3 separate regions of the Mus musculus genome follow, and regions 1 and 2 are each linked to region 3. A link is a loop called in an ENCODE intact Hi-C map of the cell type or tissue named here. Cell type or tissue: heart. All regions are shown on one strand. Links, peaks and the distances in the headings refer to the core of each region. The heading gives the core; the rest is flanking DNA.

Region 1 (6,356 bases), core at 815-5,814, 77 kb before region 3:
TTAAATTGAAATATTAAAGTAGAATTTCAAAAATGATCAGGCAGAATTTAACCACACAACATGACAAAGCTTTTCAGTTGCTACTTTTGGTAGCTGACAGAGGGTGGATTGCCTATCCTTTATGATGCTGGCTTGAGAAATCTCATTTGTTACTGCTCTGATTGTTCCTATGTAGTATGTCTGAAGAGATGACATTTATGGAACATTTCCTCCACAAATATTTAGCCCATGATTTAAAAAGGGTTATTTGGGGAAAACGATTAGATATGGTTATCAGTGTACTTAATTACTTTAAGGACAAAATATAAAGTTTTCTTTTTCAAATAACATTTTTAAAGTAAATCCTAGAAAATTTTAAATTAAAAAAAGGAAGAATTTTTGAAGGCTGATTTAATATTTCCCTCTATCATATGGGTCTGCATCTGAGGGCAGGTGCTCAGTAAATGTTACTGCATAGAAATAAAGGGGATATTAATATTAAGTAAAAGGTAAAATTAAGTCCTGAATTGAAGTAAAACATGTTTTAAACTGAGCCTATTTATAATAAATGATCAGATTATAATTTAGAATGAATTATTCTCCAGCTGTTCATACCATTTGACTTGATTGTATTCAGTGTCTTTGAAAGCTGCAGTGGTTACAAACTATAATTAAGCAGAGATTGGAATGAAAAACAAACAAACCCACTAAACTCCCTGCAGTTTTCTTCTCTCGTTCCTTGTCCCTGCTTCTTTAGCTGCTTTGTTCAACAGAGCTTTTGCTAAGCTTTGTGGTCTCCATCTCCTCCCTGACTCCCCTACCTTTACCTCCTCCCACATCTCCACCCCAATCCCAGCGCCACCCCAATCCCAGCACCACCCCTATTCCCAGCACCACCCCCATTCCTAGTGCTACCCCCATTCTCAGCAGCTATACCCATTCCCAGAATTACCCCCAAGGTGGATTTTTCAGTGGTAAACTTGCTGAATCAAACTTTGCTTTCAAAACATACTTACACTTTTCAAGAAGTCCCTTTTGTGAGGGTTTCCTTTAATTGTGGCTATGGGAAAAACACACTTCTGAAATTCCATCTAAGTCCATAAACTATAAATAAAGAATAAAATCTACAGCTGGCAAGAAGGCAACTGTCCTGAAGGAAAGAACAAATATAACTTGAGCTCTACAACTGTGTACTTATTCATGCACCAGGATATTCTTGGTTCTCACCCAGAACTCAGGGACATGAGATTCAAAATGTCCAAGGCTAATCAATATAACAAATATACTTTCATTTTACCAGACCCTTCAATTTTGGGATGGTTGTTGTTGTAACTTGAGCAGCACACACATAGAACTTATCATCAGTACTATCACCTCCCCTCTTGTTGTGCCTCCAGTCTCCAGAACTTCAACTTTTGTAACTGAAACTATATACCTATTAAACAGCTCCTCCTTCTTAGATCCTTCCAACCCCTGGAAGGCAGTGTCCTTCCCATCTTTGTAAGTTTGGCTATTCCAGGGATACCCAGAAATGGACTTTCCAGCACATATCTTTAACAGCTGGCTTATTTTGCTTAGAGTAGTGTCTTCAAATTTCATACACATAGAACATGTCAGAATTGTGTTAAGCTCTTTGTTAAACTCAATACTCCCATATTGTGTGTAAACAGTACCTTTGTGCTTGTGTATCATCTATCAAAGTGTACTATGGATACTTCAACTTTTTAGCTGTAACAAATAATGCTGCTATAAAGATAAATGTAAAATTTTAACTTGTTTAGAATGTGATTTGTGCAGGCTGAAGAGCAGATTAGTGCTACAGATTATACTGGGGGAAGAAGAGTAAACAATTACACCAATAACAACAACTAGGGTTTGATGATTTCTAACTTTCTACTTGGCTCTGTACTGAACATATCACCATTCTTAAATCTTAGAAACAACCCCTCTTATTCCTGTCACTTCACATAAGTAAAAACTGTAGTGCAGGCTTCTAATCCAGCTACTCCAGAGGCTGAGACGAAAGCCTGTCTTGGCTGCAGAGTAAATTCCACGCCACACTGAATAAAAACTGAGATGGAGAGGAAGTGTGAGACTAACTTGGATTGTAGGTTAGTGTTAGAGTTCTTTTAGAGTTCTTGCCTGGGTTTGTTCTCTCTCCCTCTTCCCATCCCCCCCCCCCTACACTCTCACAGTGTAAAGCTACTGGTTAATTGGTCCAAGGTCATTAAGTTAATAAGAAACAATGAATATAATTCTGGAAGGTGGGGATCAGAACCTGCATTTAGAGAAAGAAACAAATCAGAATCTATATTGATAAAACTCACAGCCAAGGGCTTAGAGAAAAGCTCCTGGAAAACATGTGAGGGAAAATGTGATTTCTCCCTCAGAAGGCTCCATGGATGAAGGCAGGCAGAGAACAAAGAGGCAGAGTAGCTTTCACACTGTTCCTCCAACAATTCATACAAGGATAGTAACCCACTCCTCCTGTCCCTAAGGGAAGCAAGAAAAGTGGGTAAACTGACATTTTCCACTTTGAAGTCAAAGTGCTATTCTAGGTTTCTTGAAATACCTTTATTATGAGAAATCTTTAACTAACCTATTAGATGCCAGCTTTGTGTAGAGTGCAAATCATTTTGTATACAAATACAACCCTAACTCTTGATGTAATAAATAATTTTTATCCAATGAATCAACAACAACAAAACATTACAAAATAGTGGGAGGTGTCAGCAGGAGCACATTTGCATACCCATGAGAAGAATCCCCGTAAATCAGGTTAAACAGAGGACAGACTATGGGGTCTGTGGGGGATCTGCAATGCTGTGCAGATCATGTGGCAGTAATTATCTGATGCAAGTATATGTGCTCCAGACAGAGCTCAGACAAAGTGACTGGTCAGGTCTGCACATTTTTAACACATATCTATGTAGATAAAATTCAATATTAATATAATGCTTTTGTTTTATTTGCCACAATTTATGGCAGGATAGGTGATTTTATTTTAAACCAGATTATTATGTAGAAGCATCCTTGCTTCCTTGAGGTTCTAACTTACAGATTTGCTCTTCTGCAAGCGGCAACTCCATTCAGCTTCAGCCTAGGTAGAATATTGAGTGACAAATGGTACATCAACCTACCGTGTTTTGTGTTTTTAAAAGACCCAAATTCTGCAAACCAAACAGAAGAGGGAGCTATCCATCTGGAAATTAGGCAGACCTTCAAAAAACAAGTCAAATAAATGTTGGAGGAAATTCTTGTAGTTGAGTTTACTTAGTCTTTTTGTTTATAGCAACATTATACATTTTCTAAAACATTCTGAATGAATACAGAAACTAGCAATATACAAAAAAATCACCAGTCAATAAAGAGGTAAAATATATAAACCTTTACAAGCCATACCAAAAATTATTCTCACATTTTATGGTTTATCTCACATTTCATGGCAAAGTATATACCCAGGACAGCAGGCCCTCTTACTGCAAAAAAGTAATATTCTCAGAACATGCAGGTGACTAATATTACCTTCCTATAGGTCATGATCTTAAAATGAAACTCTGGCTTTAAAATGGATAACATGTGGGAAATAACGGAAAAATGGGCAGCATTTGTCTTGAAAATGATATGTAATAAAATATACTTAACTATATTTGAAAAGAAAAAAATGTTTTGTTCCCAAATTTGTTGGAACATCTGAAAGTTCATGAGGTTATGACCCCCTTTTAAGAAAGCACCTCCCACCACCTGCAAATACCCAAGGAAAAGCAGTTGGAAACCATAAAACACGTGCTAGTTAACGGTTACCAGGGAAACTGTTCTGGTTCACCAATCAGAAAGCCTGCTCTTCCCAGTGGCTTTGTCCGAGGGAGACAAGCGCCAGCTGTTAGTGAATAACCATTGTTATAGGTCATCATGAAATCACAATCAGCAGGCAACCCAGCCCCGCTGGAAGTTTATTTCTCATATTTGTTCATCACCAGGGCAATTCTCCACCTTTAAAACATCCCCTTAGGCCGGGTTAACGAAATACACCCTGCCTGTGCAGAATCATTTAAAGGAGACAATTTAAATGGTCTTTTTGCTCAGCAAACAGGTTTCTTCCAGATTTCAGTTGCATAATCCTCCTACCCAGTGTCAACTACAGGGCAAATATCTGAAGCCCCTGCTGGGTTGGGAGTTGTTCTTCCTTCCCTTGATTGTCCACTAAGAGAGCTGTTCCTCACTTTTCAGATAACAAGAGGTTTTTCATACCACCCTGAAAAAGATGTTAGAAATCACTGCCGATTCTCCATGTAGAAAAGACCAGTGTAGCTGACAATAAAAGACTCTATAGATTCAAGTTGGGGCCATCAATAAGGAGAGAAAATTGATAGTTAAAAGCCCTAGGAAAAGCCCACTTTTATCAGATTTATATCGTTATAGATTTATAAATACCTGTTTTCTTTTAAATAAGAATTTAAAAGCCAGGAAGCACCAAAAGCTATCCAAGCACCATAGTTGTTCCAAAAATTGGTAGGAATGCCTAAGCTTCCATAACAGCACTGGCATTTTAATTTGGCAGCCATCACTCTGCCCTCACAAATAAAAACGCTGAGCAAATAGAAATATCAACAATTCTTTGATCCATCTGAGGTCTGAGATCGCAGCAAACTGGGAAAAAAAAAAGAAAGGATGACCAGAGACTCATAACCTACCGAACAGAAATTTCCTGGGTTCTGAACTTCCTTTACCTACCCGGCTGGGTTATAAAGCACAAATTCCAACAGCCAGGGCACCAGGGTGTGTGAATGCAAGAGTTCAAAGCTCCTGGGAGACCCAAGTCACAGTGAGGTCACACCTCCCCTACAGACGACCAAAAATAACAACAGACAGAAGCTATCCAAGTGAGAAGTTGCTGGTATGAAATATAGAAATTGTTGATAAAAAAAAAAAAGACACTCCTATCTAGAATTGTGTGGCTTACAGAACTATACTTTCAAAGGTGAAGGAGAACTAAAGACTGTCTCAAAAACTGAATTACTTGCCTGGCAAGAAAGAAATGTTGAATTCTTCAAAGAGAAAAAATGTGATGTGCTACAGGCTAGAAACTCAGATGCATACAAAACTAGAAAGCAACCAAGAATTAGTATGTGATGATAAAAAAAAAGATTTTATTTTTTTCTTTTCTTAAGTTTATTCAAAATACTAGCAATGATGTATTCAATATGCAAATACAAGTGTTCATATACTCAAGATAAGTTTTGTGTAAATTTAGATAAGTTAAATTAATAAAGCAATAATATAAGTGATAAAACAGAGAAAATTATGGATATTTTGTTGTCATAAAGTATTTATGTCACCCAGGAAGTATATTGTGAGATGAACTTGGATCAATTATAAATTTATGTGTACAACTCAAGTCTAGGCAACCACCAAACATAATATTTTAAAGAGGTAAAGTTGACATGCTAAGAAAGGAGAGAAAACTGAGTCAAATAAAGTGCTCAGTTCAAAATATAAAAGAAAAGTAACAGTGACACCAGGGGACAAAACAGGACAGAAGAAATATGACAGCTCTAGTCCAAGTGCAATGATAACCACCTGTGTGCTAATCAAACAGCAAGTGTAGTTGGGGGTCGGGAGAAATGGCTCAACTACTGTTGTTTATAAGTACCTTCTTTAAATATTTGGATTATAAATAAAAGGTGAAATTATGGTGAGAGATATGTCATGCTAATAATGATCAATATAAAACACATATGGTTACAGAAAAACCAGTCTTCACAGAAGACGACATTATAGCACAAGAAGAGGTGGCATAATAACCTGAAAAAGAACATACTGTCCATGTCTAACGATAGAGGGCCAGATGTGCAAGGGACAAGCTGCTAAGCCCCCATGGGGAAATAAGTCATCTATTCTTGAAATGGACCGACATGCAGAAAATTATAAGGCAGAGTTGAATTTAACAAAACCATCAGTGGTGAGCATGAATAGGAACTTCATTAAAAAACAACAGGCAACATATTTTTTTACACTCACATGCAGCATTTACCAGCATAACACTTTCTGGGCTAGAAAGCACCCCTTGAAATTTGTAAAAGTATATATTGTATAATAACTTGCCATAGAAAATCCAAATAAAATCCACTCACTAACAGCTATAAAAATTAAATTTTGATATTAGCACAATTCTAACTAAACCATGGCTTAATAAATAAATGTCAAAAGAAGTTTAAAAGGTTTTAAATAAAACTTAAATAAATAAAAATAAAATATATGCATATAAATACAAATATGATGTGAACACTTTAAGGATAAGTCTTAGCAGTACAAGAGGAAAGTTTTAGAAGATTCACTTTAAGGAAACTACATATAGAAAAATTAGGTCTAAAGTA
Region 2 (6,356 bases), core at 815-5,814, 110 kb before region 3:
AAAATGTCAAATTGCACAGTAGTAACTATAGCAGCAATAGCTAGAAGATGTGAATAAGAATGGGACTTTCCCTAGTCCACTTTCCTAAAGCAGACTTCTGGAAGGAGTACCCCATTGTCCATCGACCTTTGACAGACAAACCCAGGGGGCCGAATTGCATACTCCTTCCCCTGAGTTCATTTTCCAAGCATTATAATCAATTGGACACTAGTTGTCAATTTCTACACCTTCCTTTTGTCTCAACATATTCTAAGGCACTACGTAATGGTTGTAGTTAGGAGCACCCTTTAGGTTGTGTATAAGAGGGTTAACAGTACATTAGCATGCCCACTATCAATCAGAAAATTGCAGGTCAGCTCCTTGAATGATATGTTGCTGAGCACATTAAATTCTTGAACTCAGCAAAAATATGCAAACACTTTTACTCCTGAAATTATGGTTTAGGAGGGTGGAGTAAATGGACAGTAAGGAGGATGATCAATTTAGAATGGTTTAAATGGAACAATAATGGATTGCTACTTTTTCATCTTATCTAGTGTAGAAACTAAGTGCCCATGCTATCATTTTAGTATGAAGGAGATGGTGATGAGTAAGAAATCAAAAATAACTTTCTCGGCCTCTGCTTATGTGGCAGTACTTAAGCACCTGGGACACACACAGTGCCTTGACAGGGAGCCAATAGATATTTACCAACTGATAGCACTGGAACAAAGTGAAGAACAAATCGTTCTCCTTTCTTCTGGACATTGTAGACTTCACTTTCCATCTAAGCTTATGCAACTCCGGGCTCTGGTTACCATAGATTCCAAAGTTTATTATTAACCTCCCATGTAGTACTCCTGAGTGACTCTCCATGACACTACTCTCCACACCAAATAGAATACACATCCCTCTGTACTCTAGAGTCTATATTTTCTATAAGATGAAATCAAGAAAGCCCTGCACTGAGAACTAATCGCATCCTCTATTTTCTATTCCATATTGGCTGGCCCCCATAAATTTTGGTGAAAATAATGACTGGTCTGTTTTTTAGAGAAAGTTTGCTGGCCCTCTTTTTGAGATAAAAAATAAAAAACAAAACTTAAGCTCTCTTCTTTTAAAACTTGAAGTACTCTTGGGTATGAAATTTAAACACATAAATCCATAAATTTAGTCCATGTTGTTATGGGTAATTCTGTGGGAGCACATAGTCTATGTGCAATCCACTTTTCTCTTTGAAGAGTAAATGAGGATGCCCATTTTAGTACAGCTAGTTCCTCCACAACATGCAAGATCATCTCAAACTATAAATTCTATTTTAGAAATAGATATAGAATAGACTTTTCAAACAGATGTATACAGCATATACTCAATATTGACATGTGAAATGTCCTTTTAACTATGACTAAGATACTGTCATCAAGTGTGACATTAGTTAGCTGCATCAGCGACCTGAGACTATAAACACAACAATTAGCAGTTTTGAGTTTTCGTTTCTTCTACAATTGTATTTTGATATCTAAGCTCTGGAAAATGTCAATATGCTAGTTAACTATACTAATCTGCATTAAATGTATATTTTAAATATTAAAGTTATTAATGTAACCATACAAAATACTATGTACTACTGAGATATAAAAGACATAGTCCCTGCTCTCAGAAAATTTTAAATCTAATGGGAACACTTTATAGATTTTTAAATTTCATATAATGAATATACATAAGGAAAGGAGATTTTGCTTAATTTAAGCAATTGTGTAAGTATTATTTCCCCAACAGTGAGGAAAAACCCAAATGCACCCCTAAAACCTTCCTCCAACTTTCCTAGGTTTCATGAAGACTGGAATTCTACTATATTCTGCAAATTCACTTCTTTTGCTTAAGCAGGATCCCACTGCCCTCCAGTGTCAGTGAGCATATTTAATTATAGGCATGTAAAATAGTACAATCATTTAAATACATTACTACAGTAGGTTACTTTTTTAAGGCAATCAGATTTATGAATTAGCCATAAATGAGTTAATACGTTGTTATATTATCTATTAAATCATTTTCCCCTGTTTAAAACAAATAAACAACAAAAAAAACAAAACAAACAAAACAGGATCCCAGTCCCATAAACTCTCTGGGAATTGATGTGAAGGGTTGCACTGCAGGGCATAATGCCCAGATGGGTCAGAAAATCACAGAAAACCAAGTCTGATCTCTCATAGTCTGTAGAAACTGGGTGTGTTAATGCAATTGATGGTACCAGAAAAACAGAAGTCGAAAGTGGGGAAAGGTGCTCTCCTTATTCACCTTCACTCCTAAAAATCAATCAATCAATAGTCTTACAGAAATACATGACAGTGATAAAGGAAAAGAGAAAAAAAAAAAGAAAGAGATTTCCCATAAATTCTGTTATTGATGACTAACCACACAGAGGCTAATAATGTTCACAACAGGAACAAGCGTTTATAAACTGTGCATTAAAACTGTTTGGTTCTGATGCAAAAATAAATAAATAAATAAATAAATACCCTTTGTCAACTCAGTATTTTTATCCCTTGGTCACAGGAAGATCCACATGAATTTGCTAAGCTCAAAACAAAGTGCAAAGTATTGGAATTATAACAGACTCGTGGAGAATTCAAACGCATTATTATTCACTAATAGACTCCAAGTGAGGCAGTAGACATTACTAAAGCTATTGCCACTAACACAGCAGCTATAAATATGACTTGATTGAATAACTATTAATTCATTCCTCTAGCCACAGCTAATGAGTCTGCTCAGGATCCAGCAGCACATCTAATTTACTCTCTATTTTATTTGTTCTGTAATATTTTTGTATACTGATGTGATATCAGTAATTTCATATAAGTAACAAGTAACTTCCTTTTTTGGATGTGTTTGGTTCTGTGAAATTTTAACACATGTACCAAGTCTTGTAAGCACGACAAAATCAAATCACAGAGCTAAGCCATCACCTCCAAGAATTATGTTTATAGTCAAATTTTATCCCTAATACCTGGAAGCTACTCATATTTTCTCCATTTCTGTAATGCTTTCTGTTTCAGAGTGTTCTATGTAATCAAACCATATGTAAAATGAAATCACAAAAATAGATATTTCTAGGAGATTTCATCTGTCTTTAAAAAGACATATTGCTCATATACATACCTTGTTTACTTTTCATAATCTTAATTTTATTTTTGTAAATATGTTTTAAATTCAATTAGAGACTGACTGGGGATAAATTTTCCAAAGTGTCCTCTGACTGGTGCCCCATTTTCTGATGAAAACAGAGCTCTATGCATATTTGGAGATTCAGTGACACGTGGGCTGGATTCTGTCACAAAGCCACTGGTTCTACAGTATCTGGAGTGAGCCTCTCTAGCAAGAAGCTCTGGCTTTGAGAGAAAATTGCCATAGGGAAAAAGGAAGCAACACACTTCGCAAGCACTGCATCCACCCTGCCCTCCCTGTGGCTTCTAACAACAGAGTTCCACAAAGAAATCTGCTGGGCAAGCAGAAGATAAAGAGTTAATTGCTTCTAACAAGGCCATAAATTAATCTGTTTTTTAGAGACCCGAAGGAAGATGTGTTCCTCGGGACTAATGAACACACATCTAAAAATACCTCCTTGTTTAATTAACAGCATACCACACAGCCGCTTTAATTAAAACTGCTAGCCAGATCTAGGATTATTGGTTCTACATCTTTCACAGGCACTTAATAAGTCCAATGAAATCATTTGAATATTACTGGGAAATAACAGCAGGAACTGTGCAGAAGGATGTCTGAGCGGGAAATTAACCCCATGCTAAGCAAGGAAGCTGCCACGTCATAGAAGATAAGCTGTGTACAAGGCCAGAGAGATGGAGGCATCAGAGGCAGAACTAGTTCCAGACAGTTTCCACGAAGGCTTGAAGTCACAGCAATAACAGTGGATCACTGCCTTCTAGAGCTGAGCCTAGCCCCACCTAGGAAAAGCCAGACATCTGTTCAACAAGGAGGAACTGAGTATCCCACACTAAACAGCAACTGCCAATGTTTATTGATTGCTTTGTGTGTGTGTGTGTGTGTGTGTGTGTGTGTGTGTGTGTGTGTGTGTGTGTAATAGCTAACCTTTATAATCTCATGTTATACAACATACCATCTTACCTATGATAAAAATGAAGCTTAAAAAAGTAAAGTTACTTGTCCAGGATCTTAAAGCAAAGGAGGAGCCAGGAGATAAATGTAGGCAGAGTTGAACAATGGATTGTCTGCTTAGCATGCTCACTAAATTTCCATATTAAGTCTTGATGGGCTGCAGAAGGAAACTAACACGTACAGCACTTAACAGTGGCACGCTTTATAATACCGACATTAGCCCTTTTTGTGTATCCAGTCATTTTTATTCCATTTAAAACAAAAAAGGCCAAACTTAAATACAGGTTTCTATACTGCTAAATATGGATAGAAAACAGCCTCAAGTCTAAACTGTCAGGTAGTACATTTCCAACAAACTTGAAGATTTTCCACAACTTGGCCTGGGCAAGGATGGAGTTCATGCACATTTATTGCTATAGGAAGGTCGTGTACTATATTACAGTCCAGTTACTACATATCAGAATTCAGATGTTTTCATTTATAAAATTAAATGAAGGCTTTAAGGACAGACAGGAACAGAGGTGTCACAGAACCTTGCTACTCAACTGGAAAACTCTGTCAGGAAACGTGGCACCGTGATGTGAAATTCCCTGGTTTTTAAAACTAAGTTTATTACTTAACACAATGCTAGCTAAAGAAAACATTTCTGAGATTGGCTCTAACCTGCAGATTAGGAATCTACCCACTCTAGGAAAAAGACATCCAAAAGCAAGTTTTGATTAGTTGCAAAGGAGTAGTCTGGGTAGGCAGAAGAGTGGGGTCTGCAAGTGAAGGTGAGGACGTTATATTCAGACCCTCTAGCTGTGACAGAAATTGTGGAAGAAACAGGCAAGAAGGTAATGGAGAGAGGCCTGCTTTCATCACATTATGCATATTGTTTATAATGGCTAGGGGGAAGCTAGAGAAACAAGTTTCTCTTCTACTTCAGGAAGTCAAAACCTGAAATACATGTTCAGTATTGTGGAGCACAGAATGTGGCTAAGCATTTCATCTCTGTAACTCCCAAGTATGCACTGACAATAGCTAACCTGGACCTTTCAGATGTTGATGTGCCTGGCTTTGTGCTGTTGTCTGCAGGAATGTTATTTATTTCATCTTGCCAGTAGGCAAGTAGGCACACTTCCTCCATCTGCAGATAAGAAAACTGAAGGTTAGAGAAGTTAAGCATCTAGTCTAAAGTCACAGGATTGTTTGAAATCAGGAGCTGAGTTCCTAGCTAGGGTTGATTGGTGTTTCTCTTGCTGGTCCTCAAGGTCCTTGAACCTTGGGACCTTAAGAATAAAAAGGCAAAGTCTTAATGGAATGCTGTGACTATTCAACAGCCCAGGAGTTCAAAGTCTAGGAGAGAGCAAAGGAGGCCTGTGTGCTCCTTCTTTCTGACACTGCTTCCTCCCAGGGCAGAGTGGGGGTTGGAGAGAGCAGGGCACCCATAGTGCAGAGTTCTCTCTGCCTTCTACTACTAAGCCCAGGCTGGTGAGATTGGCCAAACCACTCATGTTCTCTGAGGCTCCCAGAGAGTCTGTACTTCATCTGGTATAGGGAAATAATACTAAAGCTGTCAAAGAAACAGAATCTAGGCGCTCCTCATGCCCATCCCAGGTTAGCTGTTAAAGATGCTTGCTTTTTTAAGGTTTACATGTTATTTTATGTGTTTGCACTTGTGTCTGTGTGTGAGTTTATATAAACCACGTGTGTATGGGGACCTGCTTCTCTTCATCCCCAGAAAACACTGTAGAAATGCCAGCTTTCTAAATTCTTTCTTTATTCCAATGTCACTCCTTAACACAAGAGCAAACCACTGCTGTGCCTGATGCTTGGCCTCTCTACAGACCCTGCTGTGGTCTAAGAATTCTAACCTAGTGAGTTACTGGTTTTGAAGATATGGACTTCATTTTCTCCTTTTAACCAGAGGATTGGTAGACAGTGTCATAGAAGATATAAAATCCCATGGCCTGCAACACCTGGCCTAAAGATGGAGGCTAATGACAAACACTTATCTGTGGACTCAGCTTTATCAGTTTCTTTTCAATAATTTTGCTAATGCCCCAGATACCAATAAATTAATCATTTAGTCACCTATTTGTGAAGAATGAAAACTAAATTTTATGCCAAATCTCTCAACCTCCACAATTAAAGACTTTAGTGGTAATCCATCACAACAATAAAACAGCAGTACGGAGCTAGAAACCATGCTTGTTGATGGAGATTGTCTGACACACCTCACCCCCTAAGGCTAGACG
Region 3 (6,356 bases), core at 607-5,606:
GGAGCCTCTACTCTCTGGAGACTGACTACTTGATAGACTTGAGGATTTCTTCTTTAATCCCCACAGCACCACTGCGATGGTGGTGATAGGAGCCACAGTTTGAATTTCTCTTACCTACCAAGAGCCAGAGGTTTCCATAACTAAGAAGTGTGTACCAATGGGTAGACACAGCCTTCTATTGAGAGGATGGTCTTTACAATTCACCTGAGAATGTGAAATGTCTTGTTTTTAATTTCATGACTAGCTTCAATGGGAAAATACCATGGTTTCCCAAAACTATTGCGACAAAGAAGCAAATCCTTCCATTTGGCCACAAGGGGGCAGCTGGGACATTTCTCCCTAAATCTTTGAGTTCTAAACCACTGAAAAAATGGGCTTTGTGGCCTGAGCTCACTATGCAATCTAACAGTACCTTTCAAACAAGTTCTCAACATGTCACAGCATTTTCTCATGGTGTTTCTTGGAGTGTGTATTGTTTTGTTTTAAAACAAATTATTTTCCGATTTCTTTCCAGATCTAGAGAACGCTCTGGTTTAGAACTTTGAGCCAAGATTACCATCTACAAAGATCTTAGGAGACCAATAAATTGTTAGGCTAATTTGGAAAGCTACAGAAAATGTTTTATTTTAATTATGTTTGACCCCAGATAAAAATAAACAGTAATGATCATCTAATTCTGCTGCACTTAATAAAGCCTGCTCTAAGTGCTTCAGGACTTGCCAAATATTTGCCTCATCACCTAGATGCCTTTCGTCATTCCCATTTTCATGATATCCCAAAAACTTTCAAGTCAAAATTTATTGTGAAATTTTATCCCTGAGCTAAATAGTGGGAGGTCCTCAAACACACACACACAAACAAACAAACAAAACAAGCAAAGATTTGTGACAGCTTAATTCCACATCTTTATAGCTCTGCAAAAAACAAATTCACCTCATCATTTAGATACATAAATAGTTGGAAGTTAATTTGAAAAACAAATGCTAGATCTCATATATACGTGAGTCCTGGAGGGTGGGGTGTATATTCACATGACAGTTACAGGCACTTTAACGATATGGATTTTGTCACTATTTAAAATAGATACTTAAATGTGCTCCAAGGTTTTGTGAGTCCTTTCTCTAACCATCTTCATTAGAACTGTAACTCAGCCCAAACTCACACTCACACAGGCATACTCACCCTGCTCTAAGTCCTTGAATAACTTCTGATGTGCCATATATATGTGGCTTCGGTTACCCTCTCACTAACTCCCTTTCCTCAGCTACAAGATGCCTATGAGCAAAGCAGAACTTTGCCCTTTTCATTCAGTGCTATATTTTTAGTTTACAGTCATGCCTGGCATGCTATGGAAATACAGGTCTTTAGAAAAATGGTGTAATTACCAAAGGAGAAAGTTTCCTATTATACATTTGAAAATGGCTAATTTCAGACATTTTTTTTTATAATAGCCAGAAACTGGAAAGAACCCAGATGTCCCTCAACAGAGAAATGGATACAGAAAATGTGGTATATTTACACAATGGAGTACTACTCAGCAAGTAAAAACAATGAATTCATGAAATTCTTAGGCAAATGGATGGATCTGGAGGATATCATCCTGAGTGAGGTAACTCATTCACAAAAGAACACACATGATATGCACTCACTGATAAGCAGATATTAGCCCAGAAACTTAGAATACCCAAGATACAATTTGCAAAATACATGAGACTCAAGAAGAAGGAAGACCAAAGTGTGGATACTTTGTTCCTTCTTAGAAAGGGGAGCAAAATGCCCATGGAAAGAATTGCAGAGACAAAGTTCAGAGCTGAGACAGAAGGAGGAACCATCCAGAGATTGCCCCACCTGGGGATCCATCCCATATACAACCACCAAACCCAGACACTATTGCATATGCCAGCAAGATTTTGCTGACACGACCCTGATATAGCTCTCTCTTGTGAGGCTGTGCCAGTGCCTAGCAAATACAGAAGTGGATGCTCACAGTCATCTATTGGATGGAACACAGGGCCCCCAATGAAGGAGCTAGAGAAAGTGCCCAAGGAGCTAAAGGGGTCTGCAACCCTATAGGAGGAACAACAATATGAATTAACCAGTAACCCCCAGAGCTGTGTCTCTAGTTGCATATGTAGCAGAGGATGGCCTAGTTGGCCATCAATGGAAGGAAAGGCCCTTGGTCTTGCGAAGATCATACGCCCCAGTACAGGGGAATTCCAGGGCCAGGAAGTAGAAGTGGGTGGGTTGGAGAGCAGGGCAAGGGGAGTGTTTAGGGGCTTTGGGGGTAGCATTTGAAATGTAAATGAAGAAAATATCTAATAAAAATGAAAATGGCTAATTTATCTTAAATTTTCAGAAACTCATTACAATACATAGTAATCTTCTGGGTTAATATCAAAGTATATTAAAGCATTCTTGGGTTCGTGGTCATCGCTTAGAACATCTTCTGGAATGCCCAGTCACAGCTGGGCCCTATTTCCCAGGTCATCAAAGATGAGCCATGTTATTAGCAAAGGTGTTTCTCCTGAGTTGGCATACTATTACACTGGCAAAGGAGTAAATTACTGCAAATGTCATTGACCTGGAAGTAAGAGCCCATAGTTCTACTTTTGCCTTTGCCACCGGCCACCCAGGAGTTTGATTATCCATTTAAATTCTTAATGTTTCAATGTACTATTCCAAAGAACAAAAACAAAAAACAAACAACAGAAAGAAAACTGTAGAAGATTAACCTTGCCAATGCAAAAGACTTTTGGAGTCTCACTAAATACAGAAGTGTTTAGAAAGTTCAAAGCATTTTTCAAAGGAGGTATTTCAAAAAATCAATGCTTCCGGTTCTCTGTTAAATACACCTTTACTTTTTATGATGACCACAGACCTTTCTTTTCTTTAAGTCAGTGTCTCACTATGAACCTCTAGTTGTAACTTACTATCTAGGCTACAATAGTCTCCTAGAGCCATCCACCTGCCTCCATCTTCTAAATGGTTATCTATTTTTGATGGCTTAATGGACAGTCCTAGGCTTGATACATTTCTGTTAATCAAGAGATCTACCCCTCTTGAGTCAAGGTAACCCAACCCCCAGACTTTCCCTTTGCCCACGGCTTATTTGATTGACATTGAAAGTTTGTATTGGTCCCATCTCTCTAAGCAAACCTTATCTGGAAACCAACATTACATAAGAAGGAGGGATGTGCATCAAGCCAAAGTACCCAGCAGCCTTGCAAGTGTGTTTAGCTCTGGTAAATGAGTTTCTGCGGCTCATACTTGATAGACAGATATATTCTTTACTCTACATGATAGGATCACAAATCTCCCCCCTGCAAGCATTTCACAGTAGGTACTTAAAGAATGAACATTAAGGGGCTTTCTGCCACTGTCTCCCTTCTACACTCAGATACATCCTTCACACACTCACTTCTCACCTCCTGATGACTTTCTCATGTACTCATTCATTCAGATTATCAAGCCTGTCTGACTGAACTTCCTTGATACACCCAAGGGATACTGCACCCTTACTGTAGTCTGCCCTCTTGTGGTACATCTACAGAGATTCTGTACCTTGAGGGACTGACCGCCTTGTTTTGTTCTATTTCACCTCATGGCTTGTACAGATCACAAGACCTTCACTGTGGCTAACCCAAAACATGTAAAGTCATGCCTAAATTGACAAAGCCCCGAGCATGCACAGACAATATAAGCAGTCTTTAACTTCAAAAATAAATGGCATGCTTCAATTTTTTCTTTGAAGCATGCATTCTCTAGCACTTAGTATACATTTCTCTATGGGAATAGCACACCCATTACAAAAGTTATTCCTTCAGAAATATGTGAAGAGCATCTTCCAATTTTGTGCTGTCAGGTAGCTCAGTAGAAACAGAGGTGAGACAGTCAACCTCTTTCCTCCTGCACAACATAGGGGATAGTGGTGGAAGCAAATAGTACTGGAGCAGTGTCGTGCGTGAGTGTGTGTGTGTGAGAGAGAGAGAGAGAGAGAGAGAGAGAGAGAGACAGAGACAGAGACAGAGACAGAGACAGAGAGACAGAGAGAGAGACAGAGAGACAGAGAGACAGAGAGACAGAGAGAGACAGAGACAGAGGGGGCGGCAATCAGACCAGACCATACAGAGCACACTGACAGCAAAGAAGCCGGGGGTGGGCCTTCTGCCTAGGTGAAACCAAGAGCTTCCACAAAGAAATAATCAATCCTGCTGAGGCTGAAGAATGAGGAAGCAGACTGCAGGCAGCAGGCAGATGAGGGGGAGAAGGGTGTTCCTGGTATGTGGTTGTCAGATTGCCAAGCCAACACCCAAGCACCAATTTAACCCCTGTTTAGCTCTGCAAGTGGAGAGCACTATATCCAAAGCAGAAATAGAATAGAATTTTGTTAGCCAGCTGAAGCAAGCTGGTGCTGGGGCATCAGTCTAAGACCCTCAGAAAGGCATACATGGTCCTGGGCTGATTCATCAACCACCCACCATTATCTACCACAACTATCCTAAGGCAAAGAAGGAAAGCCATACCTTTTTTGGGACTGGGTGGGCTGTTCTTGTGCTTTCATTTTCTTGTAAAGTTTCAATGTGAATTTGAGGTCACGAGTCAGGCTTATTAGACACTGTACCTACAAGACAGGTCCACACCCTGAGGAGCTTAAAAGTGAGCTATGTAGGCAAGGATTATGCATATAAAATAACTAAGAGCATAAAAACATAGCTGCCAAAACAATGACACATGCTGTAAGCACTATACCCCAAGCCTTCATTACTTTCTCTTGAACATGCTCAGTTTAGTTCAACAAGTGTTTTACATTAAATGACCACTGCAGGTCTGTTGACAAGTTAAGATAGAATTCAGCAATGCAAAAGACAGTGTCCACAAAATTTTGCAAATGTAAATAAGTGTTCCTCCCAGAGATGTCAGATTAAGTCAACTCTGGAAAGACTCTAGGGAGTCTAATTAATAGGAATTCTTTTTTACTCAATATGGGGAAATACATCAACACTGAATAGGTCTGAGAAAGAATTTCCTACCAATCAGAGCTGTCCCAGCTACAAGGAACCTCCTTGGGAGATAGAAAGTTTCCAGTCAAGCTAGAAAATTATTTGGCAGTAATCTTATAGGGGTGATGCAAAAATCAATGACCAGTGGGCTCCCCACCTGTGATTGCAAGAACCTCTGAAGCCCTCTGGCCATAGCCTAATCAACATATCTGGGTAAGCACCCTATAGCAGCAGCAATGGTTATGGTCATTAATTAGAATTACCAGAGACCAAAGTAAATGGTGTCAAGAAACTAGAGGTTGGTAAAATATGACTTCCACCAAGAGCCTGAACAGACAGAATGAAGTTAGAATTTCTACAGTGTCTCAGAATGTAGGAACTCAGTATTCAAAGGGGTTTGTGGTCATTAGACAAAGACCTAGCAAAACCTGACACTTGTTGAAGAAGAGATCAGAATTCTAGAGGACATTGTAAAGCTCTAAGACCTCTGGAAAGCACAATTCAAGGGCCATTATGGCTGATAGATGACTCTAAAAAGCTTACAGGCAAAGATGTTGCCAAAGATTTGCTCAAGAAGACTTCCTCCAAAAGCCAACTAGTGGTATATGGATGAGCCAGTCACATAGGCCTTCTGAGTATGATACACAGCCTCAAAGATGGACTGGAAAAGAGGAATACTGTCTGAGGGCCCATCTCAAGAAAGAAGTTGTTTGAAAACCTGGCATGGCTCAGGATATCAAAACAAATGGCAATGGATATAATTCAATGATGCTGAAACAAAGTCAGTGCACTAGTATCTGTTTTAACTCTTGAAGTAAGAAAATAAGTCATGTTTAAATCTCTACCCAACCAATTCTGAGATCAGACTTTGAATTCATTCATTCATTTATTTATTTATTTATTTATTTGTTTATTTGTTTATTTATTATTAGATATTTTCTTCATTTACATTTCAAATGCTATCCCAAAAGTTCCCTATACCCTCCCTCCGCCCTGCTCTCCTACCCACCCACACTTGGCCCTGGCATTCCCCTGTACTGGGGCATATAAAGTTTGCAATACCAAGGGGCCTCTCTTCCCAGTGATGGCCAACTAGGCCATCTTCTGCTACATATGCAGCTAGAGATACGAGCTATGGGGGTACTGGTTAGTTCATATTGTCGTTCCACCTATAGGGTTGCAGATCCCTTCAGCTCCTTGGGTGCTTTCTCTAGCTCCTCCATTGGGGGCCCATTCTTATGAGCTTCAGAAAGCAATGCAACTGGATTAGCATCTTTCCACAAGGACTCTTTTGCACTGAGCTCTCCAGTACCAGTATGCAAATGAAGAACCCCTTATAGGAGAAGACAAGACTAT

What was found. A loop is a pair of places that touch in the nucleus more often than their neighbours do. Peaks named below come from ENCODE experiments on the same cell type or tissue, not always from the same donor. Only the 100,000 strongest peaks of a DNase experiment are listed, where the experiment ranks them.
Region 1: a loop joins it to region 3, with 2.3 times the contacts of the local background. A loop is called at or near these places in 2 of 42 quality-filtered maps.
Region 2: a loop joins it to region 3, with 2.4 times the contacts of the local background. A loop is called at or near these places in 2 of 42 quality-filtered maps.

The regions. Positions count from the first base shown.
Region 1 is chr11:28,731,263-28,737,618 of GRCm38, forward strand. The region is part of intron 1 of Mir217hg (a long non-coding RNA gene); the gene reads left to right. Among named protein-coding and RNA genes, the nearest start is that of Mir217hg, 3.8 kb to the left of the region's middle. In heart, for the core only: a CTCF peak has its summit at 3,173 (motif pointing right); a DNase peak (open chromatin) is centred at 3,879; H3K27ac peaks cover 511 bases.
Region 2 is chr11:28,694,475-28,700,830 of GRCm38, forward strand. No RefSeq gene overlaps it. Among named protein-coding and RNA genes, the nearest start is that of 2810471M01Rik, 16 kb to the left of the region's middle. In heart, for the core only: no CTCF peak of the experiment used is centred there; no DNase peak of the experiment used is centred there; H3K27ac peaks cover 314 bases.
Region 3 is chr11:28,808,531-28,814,886 of GRCm38, forward strand. No RefSeq gene overlaps it. Among named protein-coding and RNA genes, the nearest start is that of Gm34185, 41 kb to the right of the region's middle. In heart, for the core only: a CTCF peak has its summit at 3,535 (motif pointing left); no DNase peak of the experiment used is centred there.